Regions from separate parts of the Homo sapiens genome. Here regions 1, 2 and 3 are each linked to region 4. A link is a loop called in an ENCODE intact Hi-C map of the cell type or tissue named here. Cell type or tissue: CD4-positive, alpha-beta T cell. All regions are shown on one strand.

The links. Hi-C counts contacts between places; a loop is a spot of excess contacts. Peaks named below come from ENCODE experiments on the same cell type or tissue, not always from the same donor. Only the 100,000 strongest peaks of a DNase experiment are listed, where the experiment ranks them.
Region 1: a loop joins it to region 4, with 3 times the contacts of the local background. A loop is called at or near these places in 2 of 110 quality-filtered maps.
Region 2: it touches region 4 in a loop (5-fold over the local background); 2 of 110 quality-filtered maps call a loop at or near these places.
Region 3: a loop joins it to region 4, with 2.3 times the contacts of the local background. A loop is called at or near these places in 2 of 110 quality-filtered maps.

What each region holds. Positions count from the first base shown.
Region 1 is chr2:73,174,705-73,179,704 of GRCh38, forward strand. No RefSeq gene overlaps it. Among named protein-coding and RNA genes, the nearest start is that of NOTO, 25 kb to the right of the region's middle. RefSeq lists silencers at 1,156-1,375, 2,681-2,760 and enhancers at 1,511-2,184, 2,185-2,858. In CD4-positive, alpha-beta T cell, CTCF peaks have their summits at 2,896 (motif pointing left) and 3,099; DNase peaks (open chromatin) are centred at 1,107 and 2,867; H3K4me3 peaks cover 2,467 bases; H3K27me3 peaks cover 1,810 bases.
Region 2 is chr2:73,110,040-73,115,039 of GRCh38, forward strand. It overlaps RAB11FIP5 (RAB11 family interacting protein 5), which reads right to left and starts at 2,909. Exons shown (of 6, transcript NM_001371272.1): 1 at 2,308-2,909. The coding sequence starts at 2,738. RefSeq lists silencers at 1,517-1,760, 2,918-3,007, 3,078-3,237. In CD4-positive, alpha-beta T cell, no CTCF peak of the experiment used is centred here; DNase peaks (open chromatin) are centred at 2,542, 3,072 and 3,552; H3K4me3 peaks cover 2,510 bases.
Region 3 is chr2:73,288,252-73,293,251 of GRCh38, forward strand. It overlaps EGR4 (early growth response 4), which reads right to left. Exons shown (of 2, transcript NM_001965.4): 1 at 4,931-5,000; 2 at 2,678-4,530. The coding sequence ends at 3,206. Among named protein-coding and RNA genes, the nearest start is that of EGR4, 2.8 kb to the right of the region's middle. RefSeq lists an enhancer at 2,888-3,583. In CD4-positive, alpha-beta T cell, CTCF peaks have their summits at 2,155, 2,357 and 2,556; DNase peaks (open chromatin) are centred at 2,140, 3,060 and 3,840; H3K4me3 peaks cover 771 bases; H3K27me3 peaks cover 2,037 bases.
Region 4 is chr2:72,823,589-72,828,588 of GRCh38, forward strand. EXOC6B (exocyst complex component 6B) reads right to left here and starts at 2,445. Exons shown (of 22, transcript NM_015189.3): 1 at 2,210-2,445. The coding sequence starts at 2,322. RefSeq lists enhancers at 1,440-1,950, 1,797-1,846 and a silencer at 2,037-2,206. In CD4-positive, alpha-beta T cell, no CTCF peak of the experiment used is centred here; a DNase peak (open chromatin) is centred at 2,453; H3K4me3 peaks cover 1,360 bases.

The DNA of each region.
Region 1 (5,000 bases), 350 kb after region 4:
GCCTGATTTCTCTCCTGTGTCTCTGCTGTTGTGTTCTACATTGGCCCAGCCTCTGCCCCCAACCCCAGTGTTTGTTCCCAGGTTTCAGGGTGTCAGAGAAGGCCCCTGCTCACCAGATCCCAGAGGGCCCCGCAGCAAGCCTTGCCCCTGCACAGAGAAGTCAGGCTTTGAACTGTGGGCCTAGACTCAGGGAGGTCGACTCAGTAGGCAAATGCTCAGTTTTCCTGGCCTGGGGTGGCTATTCTGGGAGGGGGAAGGGGTGTAAGTTCAGGCTCAGATAGGAAGCTGAAAGGTGGGAGGGAAGAAACAAAACTCACCCCAGATGGCAACTGGGTCTTGTCCCTGTGAAGCTATCACCCAGTCATCAGTGGGTTTGCCCCGAAAGGCTCCATAGAACCCTATTTCTCTCCTCATCTGCACTGAGCTCTATTTTGTAGAATGGACCATGTCAATTTCCCAGCTTGAAGCACTTGGCATTCCTCTCCTGTGAGGCCCAGGTTTCTCTGGGCAGACCACAGGAAGCAGGCTCAGGCCACCGCATAAGTACGGGGTCTTGAGGGTGATTTGTGTTTGGGTGGTTGGGGATCTCCTAACCCGGGCTCCACAGTGAGCTCTCAGGGGTGTCAAGCCCAGTCGCGCTCAAGGGCCCTCTGCACTGTCTCCTTCACCGGGACAGCAGGGTCTGAGGTCCCGCCTTTCTCGGCCTGGGGCGTGCATGGCCTGGGCTCCATTGCAAGTTTTTGGACGTCCCCTTTCTCCCCCACCCCATCTTTTCCCTGGCGATCTCACTGCCCTTTCCAGGAGCACGCTCCCGCTCTGAGTCCGGAAGGACCCCGCGGGGGTCCTGACAGCCTCCCGGGCCCAGGGTGGGGATTGTGATGGCCCCTCGGGAGCTGGGTTGAGCCGGCGGCTCCTGAGCTAATCAATGGGCTGCAGCCGGCGGAAGGGGCCCGGCGGGGGGATTAGGAGCCGAGAAGGGCAATTACCCGGGTGGGCCGCTCCCCCGCTCGCCTTCGCCGCGCTGCTCAAATGCCGCATTTCGGATGCAGCGCCGCGCTCGGCCTGTTTGCTTGCAGAGCCGGGGCCCCGGGGCAGGAAGCCAACTCGCAAGTGTATCGGAGATTAGGGCCCGCGGCGGCGGGGGCGGGCGCTGGGCAAACACGCGGCGGCCGCCTCAATCCCCAGTGCTCGATTCCGCCCGCGGCGGTGCCTGCCCGGCAGTGACTCGGTGGTGGGGGAAGGGGGCGGCCCCGGCTCCCAGCGCCCGGGTGCCCTCGACGCCCACCCCGGGGGATACTCGGGGAGGCAGGCACCGGATGGGGAGCGACGGGTTTTTCCTTCGGGAGAGGCCACCCGGGCACGGTCTCCTTTCGCCCCATCCTCAGGCACACCTCGCCGCGCCGTCTTGAGGCCTGGTTCTAACCCTCCCGTCTCCCGCACCCCTAGTTCCCCGTCTGCCTAGTGGGTCGAGGGGAAGGGGAACCGGTTGGGGAAGGGAAGGAAAAAGACCCAAAGGCGGAGGTGTGAAGACTGGAGAGTGGCGGGGCCCCGCCCGGTGCGTACTTGGGGGTCAGTGCCCGCGACCGCAGGGCGGGGCGGCGGGCACGACACCCGGTGATGTCCAGGGAACTCGCGGACCTCAGCCGCAGGGCTGAGTCCTCAGCTGCTCCGGGAAGCGAGACTTCGGCAGGCATCCAGCAGCCCCAGGGTACAAGACCGAGTCTTAAACCAGATCTCAGGGCCCCCAGAGGTCGGAAGGACAGCCTAGAACTCCAGAACCAGCTCCTCTCCTGGTAGCCGCACCCCCAGCTAGAGTTCCTCTGGCCCTGCCCCTGCCCTCCCGCCCCGCAAATTCCAACTCTTTCCCGTTTCCCAGGCGGACTGCTCATTCCTACAAACAAGACTTTGCCCTGGCTTCTCCAAATTCTGCCCACCTATCAAGGCACAGCTAGCTCCCAGCCTCTTCCTCCAGGAAGTTCTCCAGTTTTCCAGCTCAGAGGGCTGTGCGCAAATTTAGCATCTGATTCCATCTCAGGGTCCCTCTGCGAAGGTCTTTAGCCTCCCCCCCACTTTTCTTTCAAAGAAAGGCGGTATGTTCAGTATGGGCTGGCAGGTTTGGTCTAGGATAGGATCCCTCATCCCTTAGAAAGACGTAGGGGCTTGAAAGCGCAGTAGGCTGGTCCCTGGGGCACCTGTGCCCAAGCGGGCCTCCTCTCTGGAGTGACGCAGGGACTCCCCACTCATGCCTCACTCTGGCTCCTGGGACACCCCCAACCCAGCCCCTGGGAGGCGAAGACGCTTTGTAACCAGCCCTCTTCTTGGAAGGTTATGAAGTCCTATGCTATTGGTGCTTCTGAACTGACCAAGCCACTTCCCCGCTCTACGCCTTCTCTTCTTCACCCTCCCCTAAGTTCCGTAGTGAGCTGCTGGGACTTCCAGAAGTGACCGGCTCTTCCTCCTGGGAGGAGGGGCGGGGAATGTTTGTTTCTTCCCCACAGTTAGGAAGCAGTGACTCCACCAGCCCGAGCGCAGCGGTAGTCAGCGCTCGACAGTGTCCCCGTTCCCCACCACCACCCATCCTTTACCGCCCCCGGGGCACAGCGCCCTTCCCCCTCTCCCCCGTTCCAGCTTCATTTCCCGTAGCTTCGAAGCTCCTAAGGAGTTAGGATCATCTTGGCGTACAGATCCCTTCGAAGCACTGATCCCTCCGCTCCTTCCCGGCACAGCCCCTTCCCGGCACGGCCCTTTCCCGCGCGATCTCCCGCTCTAGAGACCCGCGGGATGCGTCCCCGCCCGCTGCCGGGAGGTGGGGCGCCAGCATTGTACAGTCTGCGCGCGCCCCCTGCTGCTCGCCGCGAGAAATGACGGCCTACGTCCGCCGGGCCCTTCAGCTCCTCGGTTCCGGGCGCCCCCCACCGTTCACATCCCCGCGCGTTCTCGCGTCCTCGCTGGGACTGCGCCCAGGAGCCGCAGGCACTTACAAAACAAATTGCTGCCTCCATCACTGGGCTCAGTACCACCTGACACTATCACCCCACTTTTCAGGGGACCTCAGTGACGTTCCTGCATCAAGCAGCAGGACTGGAGCCCAGGTTTCCCAAAAGGAAGTCCAGACTTTTACAAACCATTAATGAAGGGCTTAAATTCTCCAGGGCACTGTACCCCTCGTACAGCTCTGTGGAGACTGAGAAAATGGGGTTCTGGCACCCAGGAACCTGGACCCCCAAAACAGGCACAGGCCTAGCTCTGTGCTGGGCAGTGCTGTGAGTCACCTGTTCTGCCCCTGGGTGGAGTATACCCAGGCAGTAGGCACTGACAGGTTCCATCCCAGCACCAAACCCAGGAATGTCCCGGTCAACTGCGGAGCACCAACCCCAGCAGTTCCAGAAGCATCCCTTCCTCCAGGGCTGCGGCTGTAAGAGGGGAGCTGAGGCAGTGCGTTCGCTGGGGAAGGAGGGACAATGCAAGGTCAGGGCCAGAGGAGCCTGGAGGGATGAGAGGGTGCCCCCCCCCTTCTGCCACTTACTAGCTGCGTGACCTGGACTAGTTGTGTTACCCCTGTTTCTGAGCCTTGTGTTCCTTATAAAGATTGGTGATTTTTCGGCGGGGTCGGTGGCTCCTGCCCGTAATCGTAGCACGTTGGAAAGCCGAGGAGGGCTGACTGCTTGAGCCCAGGAGTTTGAGAACAGCCTGGGCAACATGGCGAAACCCTGTCTCTCCAAAAAAAAAAAAAAAAAAAAAACAATTAGCCCGGCATGGTGATGCGTCTTGTAGTCACAGGTACTAGGGAGGCTGAGGTGGGAGAATCGCTTGGGAGGCTAAGGGAGTATGGCTTGACTAGGAGGTCAAGGCTGCAGTGAGCCATGTGATCACACTACTGCACTCCAGCCTGGGTTGACAGTGAGACTCTGTCTCAAAAAAAAAAAAAAAAAAGGGGGGGGGGGTGTTGTGATTTTCATAGGTTGTGGAGAGGATTAAGGGCTACAATTTTGCAATATCTAGCATATAGCAGATGCTCCATTAGCGGTCTCTGAAGCAGCCCTTACCTCCTTCAGGGATCTCCAATCAACTCCCAGAACTGCCTGAGTGTGGCGGTCAGCCCAGAGCAGCAGGTGCTATCCTTTGTAGCACTGTTAACCAAAAACTGGACACAACCAAATATCCACTAACAGTATAACTGGATAAACAAAGTGTAATATATTCATCTTTGGAATACTCTATAGCAATGAAAATTAATAAACTAGGGTTATGTACATAAAACTTGCAAACAGTCTGAGTGAAAGAGGCAAGCTGAAGCATTAGTACAGTATGATACTACATATATGAAGTTTTTTCTTTTTTAAATTTATATTTATAATTTTAATAAAAACATTTTTGGAGACAGGGTCTCACTATGTTCTCCAGGCTGGTCTCAAACTCCTGGGCTCAAGCAATCCTCCTGCTTTGGCCTCCCAAAGTGCTGGCATTACAGGCATAAGCCACCGTGCCTGGCCCCATATATGAAGTTTAAAAGCATACAAAATACTTCTATAAGCTACTTATGGGTCAATAAATATGGAGGAATTGTATGAGTCTGTGAGTGTAAATAATACCAAATTAGATTTGGAGGTGACTCCAGCAAATAGGACTGGAGAGGGGTACAAAAGGCCCCATATGTGTCTGCAATGTGCTTTTATTTAAAAAAAAAAAAACTCATGTAAAAGTGGCAAAACCTACAGTCAAGAATGATGAATGGTGAGTTCTTGAGTACTTACATTTTTATCTATAACTTTCTTGGTGTTCGAAATATTTTATTATGGTTTTAAAAAAAGAAGAAAGGGGAGGAAAACCATTGGTCACTGATAGTAATAGATCCTCTGCTTTTGGCAACTTGGCCCACTCATCTTCCTGCTTGACCAATTCTCCTCCATCTCTGAGCTTATCCATTCATTTTTCTTTTCAAACTAGAACCCACATGCAGATGACTCCCAAATCTATATCCAGTCCAGACAACTTCTGTT
Region 2 (5,000 bases), 290 kb after region 4:
AGTTTTGGGACTGGGATCTGTCCAGTGCCACTCTGTAGCCCCTTCCTAACCATAAGGGTACCTTCCCCAGTCAGGTCCTCTCTTGGCAAAGGGCCACCACCTGCCCTACCTGAGACCACCACAGCCAACTCCTGGAGTTAAAGAATGGATACTTTTCATTTCCACCATTATCCAAAGCTGAGGAGGGTACACCCTGGTCTTCTCTGCCTTGCCCTCTCCCTACCAGGCAGCGTTCAGACTCAGTCTTGGTAGCCCACACCAGGGTGCTCCAGGAAATACCACCAGGAATGACCACTACAGCCAGAGGTGGGGACCACAGCGGGGGTGACAGCCCTCCCCCTCTGTCAGTGGGCATGCTGTTAGGTCCAGTAAACTAGAGCACCAGGCCAACTTCACAGACTTTCCTCTGCCCATCCTAAGTGACCCTCCCCACTCCTGTTCCCCCCCCGGTTCTATAAATAAACCAGGTTGTTGCATCAGAGAAAACAGCCAGGTGGGTGTGGAAAGATCCTGGTGGAAAAGATGATTTCTATAAAATAAATTAAGGTTCCCATTCAGATCAAGGGGTGGTAAGTCAAATTCTCCAAGACAGGCTGTTCTTGGCTGAAAATGGGTCCACCTGGACCTACAAGCTTGGCCAGCTCAGCTAAGGAAGATCCAGAGGCCAAGAGGAAAGCAAGGGCAGGAACTGGAAAAAACAATCAAAGAAGCTGCTCCCTGCAGGCCTGGAGCCTTTTTTTGGTCTGCCTCCTCCTGTTCCCCCAGCACCCCCTGAACAGATGTGTCATCTAACAGTCTGGTCAGAGTAGCTGATTGGTGGAGGGTGAAGGACTGGGGGAAGGGGTGGAATGATTTGGGGGATAGGCACCTCTTCTGAAAAAGAATGGGCTAAGAGATCCAGGAGAGAGCTTTTCGCCCCATATACCCACCCCCTTGGGCTCCAGGAACCAGGAAGGAGGGAGAGGACAGAAAGGAGGAAAAAAACAAGGTCCAAGCTATATACCACATGATCCCACACCCTGCCACCAAACAGCAAGTCATGAAGGAAGGCGGGGAGCAGGCCAGGGGATGGGGAAATGGAGTCAGGTCACAGCCATGCCTGGAACCTGCACTAACGCCCTCCCCATCCCAGACCACAGAGAGCCAGCCAGGAAAGTCATTCCACACCCATGTTTCAGAAAACATTCAAGGTCAGATCCTTTTTACCTAAATCCTGCTTTCATTTGGGTTTGCACCAGGCTCATCCCCCTCCTCCAGCAAGCCTTCCTGGATTTATTCACTCAGTGGATGCCATTCCACTGGGGCAAACCTTTCCGGCACCTCTCCTGACCTAAGGCACAGTCCTGCCCCAATCCCCTTACCCTCCTACCCAGATCACTCCCAAGTTAACCACTTGAGTGATCCACAGCAGGCTGTCAGCCCCGGGGACTGGCTTCCAGCTCCTGCCCAAGCCCAAAACAGGAAATGGGGCTCCAAGGCTGAAGCCTTGATCTTAACACAGGCAAGGTTAAATGCTGCCAAAATAAATGATTTAAAAAAACCCTGGCCCACTGAGGTGGAAGTGACCGGGAGATAATCTCCTGCTGTTCATTAACCATGCCGCTGCCTCTACCTCAGGCAGGGCAGGGCAGGCAGGCAGGCCACTGGAAGGCTGACTCAAGTGTTTCCTTCCTTAACTTAGAAGCTCCTCCTATCCTCAGACCAGGGACACAGGACACAGAGGGACAGGATGGGGGTGGGGGGGTGACATCTCTAGATAGTGGAGGGCATCTTGAGAGCAAGAGGCAGATGCCCCCTGCAGCCAGCTTCTACGTTTAGCGGGGTAATCAACATTCAACCTCGCCCTGGAGGAAGACACCTGGCTTTCCTTCCCCCGTAGGGCAAGGCTGCGCCTCTCCACTCCCCTGCCGGACAGGCGCCCGCAGTTCCCCTCCCCTTTGAGGAAAGGGAGGCAGGCCCGGAGGTTCTAAGAACGGCCCCAAGATTTCCCTTCTTGAGGTTTCCATAGCCCCAAAGCCTCTGAATCTCATTCCTAACTTTACTTGACAATCTACTCCTAACGTTCGCCACCACTTAAACCTCCCCCAGGCCTCCCAGGGACCACCAGTGGCTGAGCCCCACACAGCGCACGTTTGGGAAGCTTGAAGACGACCCCGAAATGCGAAGAACCAACGTTTCTGTCGGTTTACGCCCTTAAGCACGAGGCAAGGGCTCACTGGCCCGGCTGAAGTTCGGGGTCCTGATCCCCCACCAGCCCCGCCCTGTTAGGCCTTTAGCCGTTTCTGTGCCCCCGCGCCCCCTACTCACTGCGTGTGCTGGGCGCGGCCTGCGCCGAAGACCTCGTCCAGCGCCACCGTGGCCTGGCCCAGGAACTTGTCGACGCCGATGAGCGAGCGGTGCATGGTGGTGAGCACCAGCTCGCAGGCGGCGGCGGAGCTCGCGGCCCAGGGCGCCGGGCCCGCGTCGGCCTCCTGCGCCCGCAGCAGGCCATCCAGGGCCCCCGGCGGCAGCTCGAAGGAGCACTCCTCACGCCACTCGGGGCAGCCGTGCGTCTTCTCCACCACCGACGTACTGTACTTCTCGCGGCCCACCTGGATCACCGTGTACGCGTCGCTGGTGCTGCCCGCTCCCGAGCTCTTGCCCCGCAGCCCGCGGGCCCGCAGCACCGTCACCTGGACGTGCGTGGGCAGCCAGCGGGAAGGCCCCGCCGCCGGCTCCGCGCCCCGCACCAGGGCCATGGCGGAGAAGCGGGGGGCGAGGTCTGGCCGAGCCGGTGCAGACCCCAGGACCTGGTGACAAACCCGGCCGCGGCAGAAGGCGGTCAGGAACCAACTCTGAGCGCCGCCGCAGCTGCGGGCTGGGCTGGGCCGGGCCGACCGGCCGCCGCCTCCCCGCCTCACCGGGCCGCTGGCCGCGGGCCGCGCCGCGACGTCAGCGCCCCGCCCCCTGCCCCGCCCCGCGCCCGCCGCCCCAACCGGCGAGGCGGTGCGACAGGGATGCGGGCACGCAGCTCGCGCCCCGGCAGCCGCAGACCAGCCCGGAGCGGGAAGGGGCGGTGCGCGGCCTCTGCAGAGGGTGGGCGGAGTTCCCGCGGTGGCCCCGCCCCTGGCTGGGGGCGCCCGAAGCAACCCGGCCTCGCTTGTGGGGAGCCCTACACCCGCGGCCAGGTACGAAAAACCCGCTCTGCGCCTCCAGGCCAATCCCACGTCTTCCTTCTAAAAGTCCCTGCTCCGGAAAGCCCTCTCCGTAAAAGGGTCCCGGCCCGCAGTTCCTGGGATGGCCAGCCTCTTGGCGCGGACTTGGGGTGATGGGGACCCCCGCCGCTCCCCTGACCCCGGGCCGCGCTCTCCCCTCCTCCAGTCCGCCCCTGCGGGGGAAAATGCCGGAGTGAAACTGGAGCGATTGCCGCCCCGCCACGTGACGGTCCCGCATCGGCGACCTGGAAGCGGGTGAGCTGCCGCCGCCTCCAATCTCTCCCGGCGCAGGGGGCCGGGATGCGGCCATGCGGCGGCGCGGGAGGCCCGAGAGCGGGGCTCACCCTCCTCAGACTCTGCGGCGGAGAGCCGAGTGATGAATAAATGAGTAACCACATCAATATTTAAGTGTTCACTCGGAGCCTTGGGGCCAGTGTGTCACGGGTTGGGGGAAATTACAGGCCCTGGTGGGGGGTTAAATAACTACTTCCACCCATTATTAAGTGCCTACTGTGTGCCAGGGCCTAAGTATTAACGTATACTTGGTTTATTATTGATAATAACGATGTTTAGTAATTATAGATGCTGAATTTCAGCCAACTCTGGTCAGTGCGCTTTTATATGCATTACCTCATTTTATCCTCAGAGCAACTCTGTGGGGTGAGTATGGCTTTTATCCCTATTTTCCAGAAGATAAAATGTCAGCTCAGATGGGGGAGGGTTGTGAATCCACTAGATGCCCCCAGAGCGTTTTTTTTTTTTTTAACTTTCAGAGCCTGTACTTTTAAAATAATAATTTAAAAATAATACACACAGCTTTTTTAAAAAAATCAAATAGGACAGAATGGCTTGCAATGAAAAGCAAGAACTCCCTCTCCATCCTTCAATCCAGGGATGCTGCTTAAAGCCACTGGTGTTTTCAGGTCTGATGGTTACCTCCACATCACTACATTAAGATGCTCACATAGCTACATCTGCATTTATCAGGACTGGCCACTGTCTGTTGCCTTCCTCCTATGATAGATAATGATTTAGCTGGCTCACACCCACTTCCATCCCTCAATCTTGTGTAGTTATGCTATTATTTTTAGTTCCTCTATAGCAGGGGTCCCCAACCCTTGGGCCACAGACTGGTAACCCTCCATGTCCTGTTAGGAACTGGGCTGCACAGTAGGAGGTGAGTGGTGGTAGGGGCTAGCTGGTGAAACTTCATCTGTATTTACAGCCGCTTCCTATCGCATTACCGCCTGAGCTCCACCTCCTGTCAGATCAGCTGTGGCATTAAATTCTCCTAGGAGCACAAACCCTATTGTGAACTGTGCATGCGAGGGATCTAGGTTGCATACTCCTTATGAGAATCTAATGCCTGATGATCTGTCACTGTCTCCCATCCCCAGATGGGACCATCTGGTTGCAGGAAAACAAGGTCAGGGCTCCCACTGATTCTACATTATGGTGAGTCATATAATTGCTTCATTATATATTACAATGTAATGATAAGAGAAATAAAGTGCACAGTAAATGTAATGCACTTGAATCATCCTGAAACCATCCCTGCCACCCTCAGTCTGTGGAAACTTACATTTTGGTCCCTGGTGTCAAAAAGGTGGGGAACCAGTGCTCTATAGGATACCCAACAGGAGAAACATGTATTTCTTCTTAGGGAGACTCCACAGTACCCCTCAACTGTCCACCTTCCAGGCCATGTCCTCTACTGGGAATATGAACCTAGGAAACCAGTAGAGTAGGCAGAGGAGACCCATGATAGCACACCCAGCACAGGCCCAGTCCTCACAGCCTCCCACC
Region 3 (5,000 bases), 460 kb after region 4:
TAACTACTTGAGTTGGACTTTGAACTCAAAACATCTGCATGTTACAAGAACCTCAAACCAAGAAATTAACAAAAGATTGGTCTCCATCAGGTGATACTCTTGGAGTGTCTGGTAGAAGCAAACAGGAAACTGCTCAGGAGAAACATACCATCACCCAAGGCCACAGAGTATTGCTGCCCAAGTAAATCCCCACTGAAGTTGAGCTCACAAGCTAAAGATTATAATACGTAACCTGGAACAATGTACCGTGAATGAGAGTAGAGAAGACCCTGAAGAATTACAATAAGATTCAACAAGTCTAAGTGACAGCCTGGATGTGTGGGGTGGGAAGAAGCAAAAGTGAATCCCACAGAGCTGTAGTTACTTAGATGAATCCAGGGAATCAAATAATGTTGCTATTACCAGAAATATGGAAGGGTGATTTGATTTTAGACAGACTGTATTTGGAATGGTGGTGGGACATCCATATGGGGGTATTCATTAGAACCATGGGGCTGTCTGACTTAGAAGCCATCTACGTAGGAATAATAGCTGAAGGCCTGGCAATGAATGCACTCTGTAAGGAAAGTGTTGAAATAGGAAAGAAGAGAGCTAAGAACTGGTCCAGGAAAACACTCATGTTTTGAGGACCAGTTGAAAAAGAGGAGCAAATAAGGAAAATGAGCTCTTTGGTCTCCAATTCTGGTTGGGTCCTGGGTTTGGATTTTCACATTGTTTGGTTTTAATTCTTTCCATCTCTAGTCTAATATTCTCATCCCTCACAATCCCTAGGGGAAGCTCCAATAAATGGGAGCAGTGTCCCTTGGGACATAGCAGGAACTTCTCAGCTAGGAGTTATAGAGCCAGACTGGGCTCTGGTACCAGGACTACTACTAAGTCACTTCTTTGGGGTTCAATTTTCTCATCAGTGATGTTAGGCCTAGGTGGGTGTGAGGATAAGAATAATAGAGCTGATGGCACTTGCTGGAATGCTGCTGGAGAGGGCAAGATAGGGGTGATCAGAGGCCAGCCACCCACTGTCTGCGTTTCCTCCTTTGTTCAGCTTGTGTGTTTTGGGACCAGTTGCTTGAAATATGGGCCATTATGCTTTTCTTGCCCTACTCTTCATGAAAAGTGAAGTCAGGTGGCCCATGCCTAATAAGTGAAAGGTGTGGTGACTTAAATAGTAAGACAATGAGGGTCATGATTATCTTGTGTCTCCATGAATCTACCACTTATCACAGTGCCTGACAGTCCACAATTTGAGCCTCTTCATTGGGTTAAACATTGCCCTCTGCAGGCTACTGTTCTAAAATGTTAATTCTCCTAGAAGAGGTAATATTAAATCCTTTACCACAAATTAGTTTCTTAGATACAAGATACTTGGCCACATGAAAGCACTTAAAACCTAGGGAGAGAAAAGGATGGAATTCTCTGAGTTGATCATTTTGTCTCTGGTCAGCTGGACTGTGGGGTGGAGGGTGAGCATATCTTAGAGTGAAGGAGTGAAGAAAGCAGCAAGAGTATCAGAAGCTGGTTTGATCTGGCATCATAGGGCTGTAAGGTCTCTTAATTCAAGAACAGCTCAGCTCAGAAGAGAAAACAATGAAGTCCTCAGACACAGGCCTTCTTTCTTCCTTATCAGAGAGGGGTCATTGGAGCAGAGAGATGGAGAGCACAGCGGCCTTTTTATGCTCCAAGGTCTGCCCAAGGTGGCCAGAAAGAGTGGAAAAGCTTTGGGTGGGGAGTTCAAAGAGTAAAAAGGGGCCACCTTCACCATTACAAGGTCATGCTTTCCTCATCACCCTCCTAGCCTTCCTCTGATCCCAAAGCCATGAAGAGTTCACTTGGAAGGACAGCTGGAGAAAAGTGGCTGTGGCAGGCGCATGGCTGAATGGTAAGTAGGCTGATGCCACCTGGAGAAGATCCTTTTTGTGGGAAGAGCAACTAAGGTGACCATCAGTCTCTGGCAAGTGCCTGCTCCCAGCTATATTCAGGTGTGCTCTAGCTAAATGCTGAGACCCTTTGGGTCCTGACATCATGTGACTCTTGAACAGATGCATAGATACTGTCTGGAGCCTCTGTGACACTGAACACTCTGGGCTTTCACAAACAGCACCAAAATACTGCAGCCTTTTGCTGTTGTCGCTACTGCCTGGAGCTCCCTCTAGCTGCCAAACCTGTTTCTCACCTTCTGGTAGGAAGCCTTTCCAATCAGTGCTATTAAGTTTAGGTGTCTCCATTCTGGGGTTGGAAAATGAGGGTTGGCTTTGAAGTTGGACAGATTTGTTTGACCTGTCTGTTCCTAGCCTGGGTTAACTACATTGTTCCAGCAAGCTATCTACATTGCTTCCACATCTTTGAAATGAGGTATATGCCTGCTTTATTTGGGAATGCGAGGATTAAGGAGAATAATATATACATAATGTTGAACACCTACGCCTTTTAACCACTTTGAAGTTCCAGAAACACCTCCAGCCCTTAGGTGAGCTGTGATTAAATTCGTTCATTAACCCAACACACATTTACTGAATGCCTACTCTGTGCCGCAGTTCCTGGCAGGTGTGCCTGACAGTGGGTGTGTAATATGTTCAGGGTCTGTATCCCATGAGCGTGGGGATCTCCTTTATCTTCTGGCACATATGGTCCTGGGGGAGAAGCTAAGGGGAAGGGTCAGGAGCTTACATGGCAGATTCAGTAAGCTTTTAGCACAATAATTTTAATTGCAAAAATAAACAGTTTTGTCAACTGCTTGAGAGTAGCGTCTGCTTTACAAAAATTAACAACAACAAAAGGAAAAAAAACCCAAAGCAAAACGTTACATCCAATGGCTGCTGGATAAGACACTGCTGTACAAAGTCCCGCGCGAGACCGCCTTGGCGCTGCCCCAGCCTGTCTCTGGGGGTTATAGAGGAAGGCGTGGGGCGTGTGCCAGTTACAAAAGACTGTCTTGAATCCCAGGGTAGTGCCTATTCACTGGGTGGTCTCAGAAGACTTCCCCCAAAGCGCGGCTGACAAGGGTGACAGCGCCTGGACCGCGGGAACTGTCCGCGGAGCTGGTGCTGAATAGGGCGTGTGCGGCGGGCGCTTCAAGGAAACTGGAAGCGGGACCGGAGGCCGGCCCTCGGGCGTGCGAGGAGGAGTTGGAAGAAGAGCGGGGAGGGGAACGGCCCGGAACTCGTGCGCGCCGAACGGCGGCGCCCCAACCCATAAACCCATCTCTTGCTCAGAGAGAAGCGAAGGAGAGGCCCAGCGAGTAAAAGCCGAGGCCCTTGAGCCGCTCCTCGGCGCGCGCCTTCTGCTTGAGGTGCACCTTGCTGTGCCGTTTCTTCTCATCGCTGCGCGCGAAGCGGCGGCCGCACACGTCGCAAGCAAAAGGCTTCTCGCCGGTGTGGGTGCGCACGTGCGTGGTGAGGTGGTCGCTGCGGCTGAAGTTGCGGAGGCAGATGCGGCACTGGAAGGGTTTGTGGCCCGTGTGGATGCGCAGGTGGCGATTGAGCTCGTCGGAGCGCGCAAAGCTCCGCACACAACTCTCCACCGGGCAAGCGAAGGCCTTGGCGTGCGGCCGCGGGCAGAAGCAGCGCGTGCTGCATTTGCCGCCGCGGCGCCCCTTGCGTCGCGCCTTGGCCTGGGGGAAAGGGGTGGGCGGCGGCGGCGGCACGGGTGGTGCAGCCACGCCACTGCTTCCAGGGATGTCCGCCACCAGAGGTTTAGGGAAGTCCGCCGCGGCGGCGCTGCGAAGGCCCAGCGGGGAAAGCTGAGGCTGCGTACTGGCCAGAAACTCTCCGCCGTCGCCGCTACTCCCTCCCTCCCCACTAGGAGGGGTCAGGAGCCCAGGGAGGCCCTCAGCCCCCTCCCCTAAGTCACCCGGGGCCAGCGGGAAAGCGTCATAGGCCCCGCTGGGATAGAGTCTGTTGGCTGGGACGGCCGGCAGTTCCGCAGGGCAGCTGATGGACAGCAAGTCCTCAATCTTGGTCCCTATTACGGGAAAACGAGCCTCCGGGGCGGCCTGGTAGTCTCCCTGTGACCCACAGTTCCCTGGGGCCCCCACAGAAAGCAGCTCCCAGGGCGCGTAGGGACCCTTGAAGGCAGAGACAGCGTCCAGCGCTGGCGAGGCGGGAGGCGCCCGGAGGCCGGGCTTGACGTCGGGCGGGGAGAGCTGAGGCTCATACAGGCACTGCGAGGGGGCACCCGCGCAAGGCGAGGCCTCCCAGAACGCCTCTGGGAAAGGGGCAGCGCCCAGATCCGGGGAGTAAAGGTCCGGCGGACCCGGCAGCAAGGCATCGGACCCCGCAGGAAAAGGGGCATCCAGCGGGGATCTGGACGCTGCTGCCTCTGGACCGGGGAAGGGTGCCAGGCCTAAGATGCCCGACATGAGGTTGAAGAGTGCCTCCGGGTCGTGCGGGTGTTCGGGCACTGCCTGAATGAAGAAGCTACCGCTGTAGCTGAGGCCGGGAGGGGGTGTGGGCGCAGGCCCCTCCAGGAAGCAGGAGTCGGCTAAGTCCCCACTTGCGCCGCAGCTGTTCAAAGCCCAGCTCAAGAAGTCGCCTGCTGAGGAGGGAGCAGGAATCAGCTCTGGGCACATCAAAGGGTGCACCTGAGTCCACAGCCCCTACCTACAAAACTCTTGGTGCCCACGGATATACACAAAGTGCCTTTTGCACATTCTGATTCAGCAGGGGCCCGCATACGTCCCAAGGAGCACATAGAAACATGCACACGCAAAACACACGTGCACAGGCAAAAGGGCGCTCCGATAACCGCACAGGTTCCTGCGGAGGCGCTGGCGGCCCAGTGTGGGTGGGAATGGGGGTGCGCACCCCAGGACTCCTAAGCTTCCCATCGCCCCTATTCTCATAGCTCCAATGTCCCAGTCCCTCCTGGTTCTCAGGTATGGTGCGCCCCCGCGCTGCGCCGTCGTCGTCTGAGCACCCCTGCTCGCCCTCCTTACCTCCAGGGTAGCCGGTGGCCGCGGGAGCGTCCCTGGCAGGCAGCCGGGGCAATTCAGCGCTGGGTTCGGC
Region 4 (5,000 bases):
GCTTGGGCAACATGGTGAAACCCCATCTCTATATGAAATATAAGAAATTAGCCAGGTATGGTGGCGAACGCCTGTAGTCCCAACTACTCAGGAGGCTGAGGTGGGAGAATCACCAGGAAGTCGAGGCTGCAGTGAGCAGTGACGATTGTGCCACTGCACTCTAGCCTGAGCAACAGAGTGAGACCCTGTCCCAAAAAAAAAAAAGAAGGATGGTTGCATCCGCACTAAACATGCTACAGACATTTGTCTTGTCATTATTACCTAAACAATACAGTATAACATATATTTACATGGTATTTACATTATATTTGGTATTATAAGTAATCTAGAGATGATTTGAAGTATACAGGAAAATGTGTGTAGGACCATTGACCCTTAAGAGCTGAAGAAAATGGGAATTGAGAAAAGCACAATGGTCCTGATCATAAGGCAATGGGGGTTGGTGGAGAGACAGGCAACTGTGTGGAAGAACTGGTCCAAAAAAGGGAGCTAAAAGTCACTTTAAGGGACAAAGGGGCCAGGCACGGTGGCTCATGCCTGTAATCCCAACACTTTGGGAGGCTGGGGTGGGAGGATCATTTGACCCCAAAAGTTTGAGACCAGCCTGGGCAACATGGCAAAATCCCATCTCTACAAAAAGTTTAAAACTTAGCCAGGTGTGGTGGTGGTGCACAGCTGTAGTCCCAGCTACTCAGGAGGCTTAGGTGGGAGGATCTTAACTCAGGAAGTCAAGGCTGCAGTGAGCTACGATCACATCACTGCACTGCAGCCTAGGAGACAAAAGGGGACCCTCTCTCAATAAATGAATATTAGGTTGGTGCAAAAGTAATTGCGGTTTTTGCCATTGCTTTTAATAAATAAAGAGACAAAAGGCAAACTACTAAGGATAGTTATGACCAGGGGTGGTACTGGCAGAAATGTGCTAACAATGTGTCCTGGAGAAGGAAGCTGTGCAAGTGGAGAGGAGGAGTAATTTCCAGCCTGCCCTCCAATTAGTCTTTCCTGAGTCAACTTACCCCAAGAAAACGCAAGCAGTGAGTAATAACTTTTCTGATGGGAGGGGCAGTGACCCAAGACTGTGCAAGGAGGGTAGGATAGTTATCTATGTATTGGCTGCATGATCAGAATGCATAACAGTAAGGGATAAGGATGAGTTGGTTCTAGGACACCAGTAACATGAGGGGAAGGGGGAAAGTAGTTCAAAACTGGGCTTAGTGAGTAGTTACCAACAGTAAGTACAGGTAGCCGATAATCCCCAGCTGAGGCAAAACAGTGGTTAAGTGTCTGGGTCCAGGCTATCCGAGTAGGAATCTGAGTCCCCCACTTTATTTTCTCTGTGACCTTGGGCAAGTCACTTAACCTATCTGTGCCCTGTCTGTAAAAGGAGAGTAATAGAACCTACCTAATACGGTTGTTTTGTAGCTTAAATAAGTTGCATTTGTAAATCACTTTATACAACGTCTTGGACTTTATGTAACAAGTGCTACCTAAATTTGTTAAATAAGTTGAGGTAAGTAGGGATTTCTTTTGACATCTCCAAATAAAATGGAGATGTGCGTGCAAAAAAAAATGATAACTGGGGGGCGGCAGCAGGGTCAGTTTTCCCCAGCGATGAGGAGGCTGCACCGTGGGCGAGGGTCGTCCTCGTAACAGGGAGGCAGGGATAAAGGAGCAGCGGCTCCCAGGAGAGGGGCGCGGGTTGGGGAAACTTCCATCCAGGCCTAGGATTTCCAGGGACTCGTTTCTGAGAAGTGGCTGTGATTCTGAGGCAAGACTTTGATTTCGAGCACTAGACCATGGAGTGAAATTCTGTGTTGTCTGAAGAGCAGGACTCCTGTCTAGGGCAGGACGTAGTTAGAGACGGAGGGAGAAGGGTGATGTCCCCAGGGGGAAGATCTGCCGGGAGCCACCACCATCTGTCGGGCGCCCTCTCGTTCCCCAGCGCCGGACCAGCCTCGGAGGGAGAACGAAGGCTGCTCCTGCCCCGAGGGAGGCAGCGGGAGGGTCCTGAGTCACTGGGCTGTAGGGCGCCGGGAAGGGACCCCGCGTCGGGGCTGCGAAGGGAGACCCGCCTCGCCCGGTATGCAGGGTCTCTCCGAAGGGAGGGGCCGGCGCCGGACCTGGGGACAGCCGGCCGGAGGCCCGACCCAGAGGAGCCTGCCCCGTCCCGCCCGTTCCCGCCCCTCTGTGGTCCCGGCACCCGGGGTACCTGAGCGTGGGCCCGATGCAGGCCGTGTCAGTGCTCTCGATCTCTCGCAGGATCCGCTCGTGCTCTGCCGCTGTCTCCAGGCTCTCCGCCTCCGCCATCTTACCCCGCTCCATAGACTGGGGGCGCCCCGCAGCGCGTCCCCTCCGTCGGCTCGGCTCACCTTTTCCCTGCCCCACAATGCCGCTCCCACCACAGGCTCCACAGCCGCCCCAGCCTCTGGCTACCCGCAGGCCGACCCCTCCCTCAGGCTCGACACGCCCCCTTGCGTCACCGCGTCCGTCGGCGTTCTGCGTAATGTCCGCTGGGATTTGTAGTTCTCTGGGAAATGCTAGGTTGGATTCCATTCATTCATACATGGAATCCGCAAATACTAGTTGAAGCCCACTGTAAGCAAAAACAGTTAACGACAGTGCGTAAACAGTGATGATCAAGTCAGGCAGTGGCACTAAACCTACAAATTCTTGTTTACCACCTTTGCCACAAAGTGCCAAGGCTCCGTCGGCGCGAATAATAAAGTCTAACTTAATGTCTGACAGAGGCCTTACAGTCTAGTGGGGGAGACACGGGGAGCTGGAGAATTCAAAACTGTGAGCTGTAAGCCAGTTCCGATAATGGAGTTCAGAGATCTCTTCTGGTTGCCAAGGCTTCATAAAGACACTGGGTTTCGGAGGTTAAAAGGCATAACTGGAAGGTGTGAGGAGAATCCAGACAGCCAAAAAGAATTTCATTTGCACTGACGTGTAAAGACGTAGTAGTAAGGGATGGGTCTGGAAAGGTTCGCTGGAGAGAAATTACGAGGAGCCTTAAATACTGGGCTGATAAATGTGTACTTTGTTCTAATGGTTCCACTGATCCAACAACCAACTGCAACAGAAGCACCTGGAAACATTTTTTTTTAATACAGACTGACTGACAGTCATACATCTGGAGATTCTGATCCAGGCATCTGCATTTCATGAACTCATCAGTTACAATTTAAAAATCGGATTTATTAATCATTGCTTGAGTTTTTACGTAACACAATGAATGGGAAGGCACTGAAGGTTTTTTGGGGGTTTGTTTGTTTGTTTGTTTTTGAGACAGTGTCTTGCTCTGTCGCCCAGGCTGGAGTGCAGTGGGGCGATCTCGGCTCACTGCAAGCTCCGCCTCCCGGGTGCATGCCAGTCTCCTGCCTCAGCCTCCTGAGTAGCTGAGACTACAGGCGCCCGCCGCCACGCCCGGCTAATTTTTTTTTTTTTTTTTTTTAGACTGAGTCTCGCTCTGTCGCCCAGGCTGGAGTGCAGTGGCGGGATCTCAGTTCACCGTGAGCTCCACCTCCCGGGTTCACGCCATTCTCCTACTTCAGCCTCCCAAGTAGCTGGGACTACGGGCCCACGCCCTGGGACTACCACGCCCAGCTAATGTTTCGTATTTTTAGTAGAGACGGGGTTTCACTGTGTTAGCCAGAATGGTCTCGATCTCCTGACCTCATGATCCGCCCGCCTCGGCCTCCCAAAGTGCTGGGATTAGAGGTGCAGGTTTTTAAGAGGAGTGACACAATCAAAATGTGGGCGTTAGGAAATTTGGTGAAGGGCAAGTGTGCAAGATGTGCAGAGACAGAGAATTTGGAGATAAGGCAACACTGTAGGAGATGAGAAGGCCTAAACCAGGGAAGCAGCAATGAGAATGAAAAAGAATGAACAAGTAGGAAAAACATCAAAAAGAGAGAATTGACAGGATTTACTAGATACCAAAAAGGTTAGATATTACTCCAAGGTTTAGTACCAGAGTGACTAGTAGAAGAGAGTTTCCACTGACAAAAAAAAAAAGGCATGAGAGAAGAACCAAACTGGAAGTTTAGGCTAAATAATTTGTGCTACAACCATACTATAGACTATTATGCAATCATTAAAAAGAAAGACAAAAGACTCTATGGTCATACATGAAACTGTCTCCAAGTTGTAGTTGTTGAGTGGAAAAATGCAAGGCATGAAACAATATGTAGACTCTGTCCTCATTTGTTTTTTAAAAGAATAAATATTCATATATACGCTTTGATATATATACACACACACATATACATATATATAATATTACATAGATAGAATCTGTCTGAAAAAATGCCCAAAAAACTGTTAACAGTAATGGCATCCAGGAAAAAAAAAATTGGAAAGAAGGAGTTTGAAGTAGTAAGAAGGTAATTTGTAATTATCATTTGCACTCTTGGAATTATTTTCCTTGTGCATGCACTGCTTTTTTAATAAAAATAGTAGTCATGACCTAAGAATGCATTTTAAAAATAAACAAACCAGTAGTAAGGGGAATGGGTTACAAGTCCTGATTTGCCAAGAAGAGAGCAAGTTGATAAACCTGTCTGTCTCTAGATAATCTCTGCCTGTCCTCGTTTTGTTTCATTACTCATGTTTAAACAATTCCAAACAGATGTAGGAGGGGTAGGGAGAGTATGGAGCCTTTTGTATTTCTAAAGATCTCTTGAAATACATGACCGAGGGTCCCTTCAGACACCCATTTTAGCATCTCACTCAGCAAGTTTTTCACCCATCCAGGCTGCTGCATAGACGACATACATTCAGCAGTAGTTAAACTAGCTTCTGCTACTGTCAGCAGTTTTTGTGAGCCTCCACAGAGGCCAGAGGCCACACATCTCAGCAACAGGAACAAGTCTGCAGTAAGCAGTATTGGAAACCTCCAGTGAAGATGGCAAGATGGCCTGTCTAATGTTTATGTCCTCCAAATAGAAAGAATGTGAGTCGCATTGATTCAGTTCCAGCATTAGTGGTTAAAATGTTTT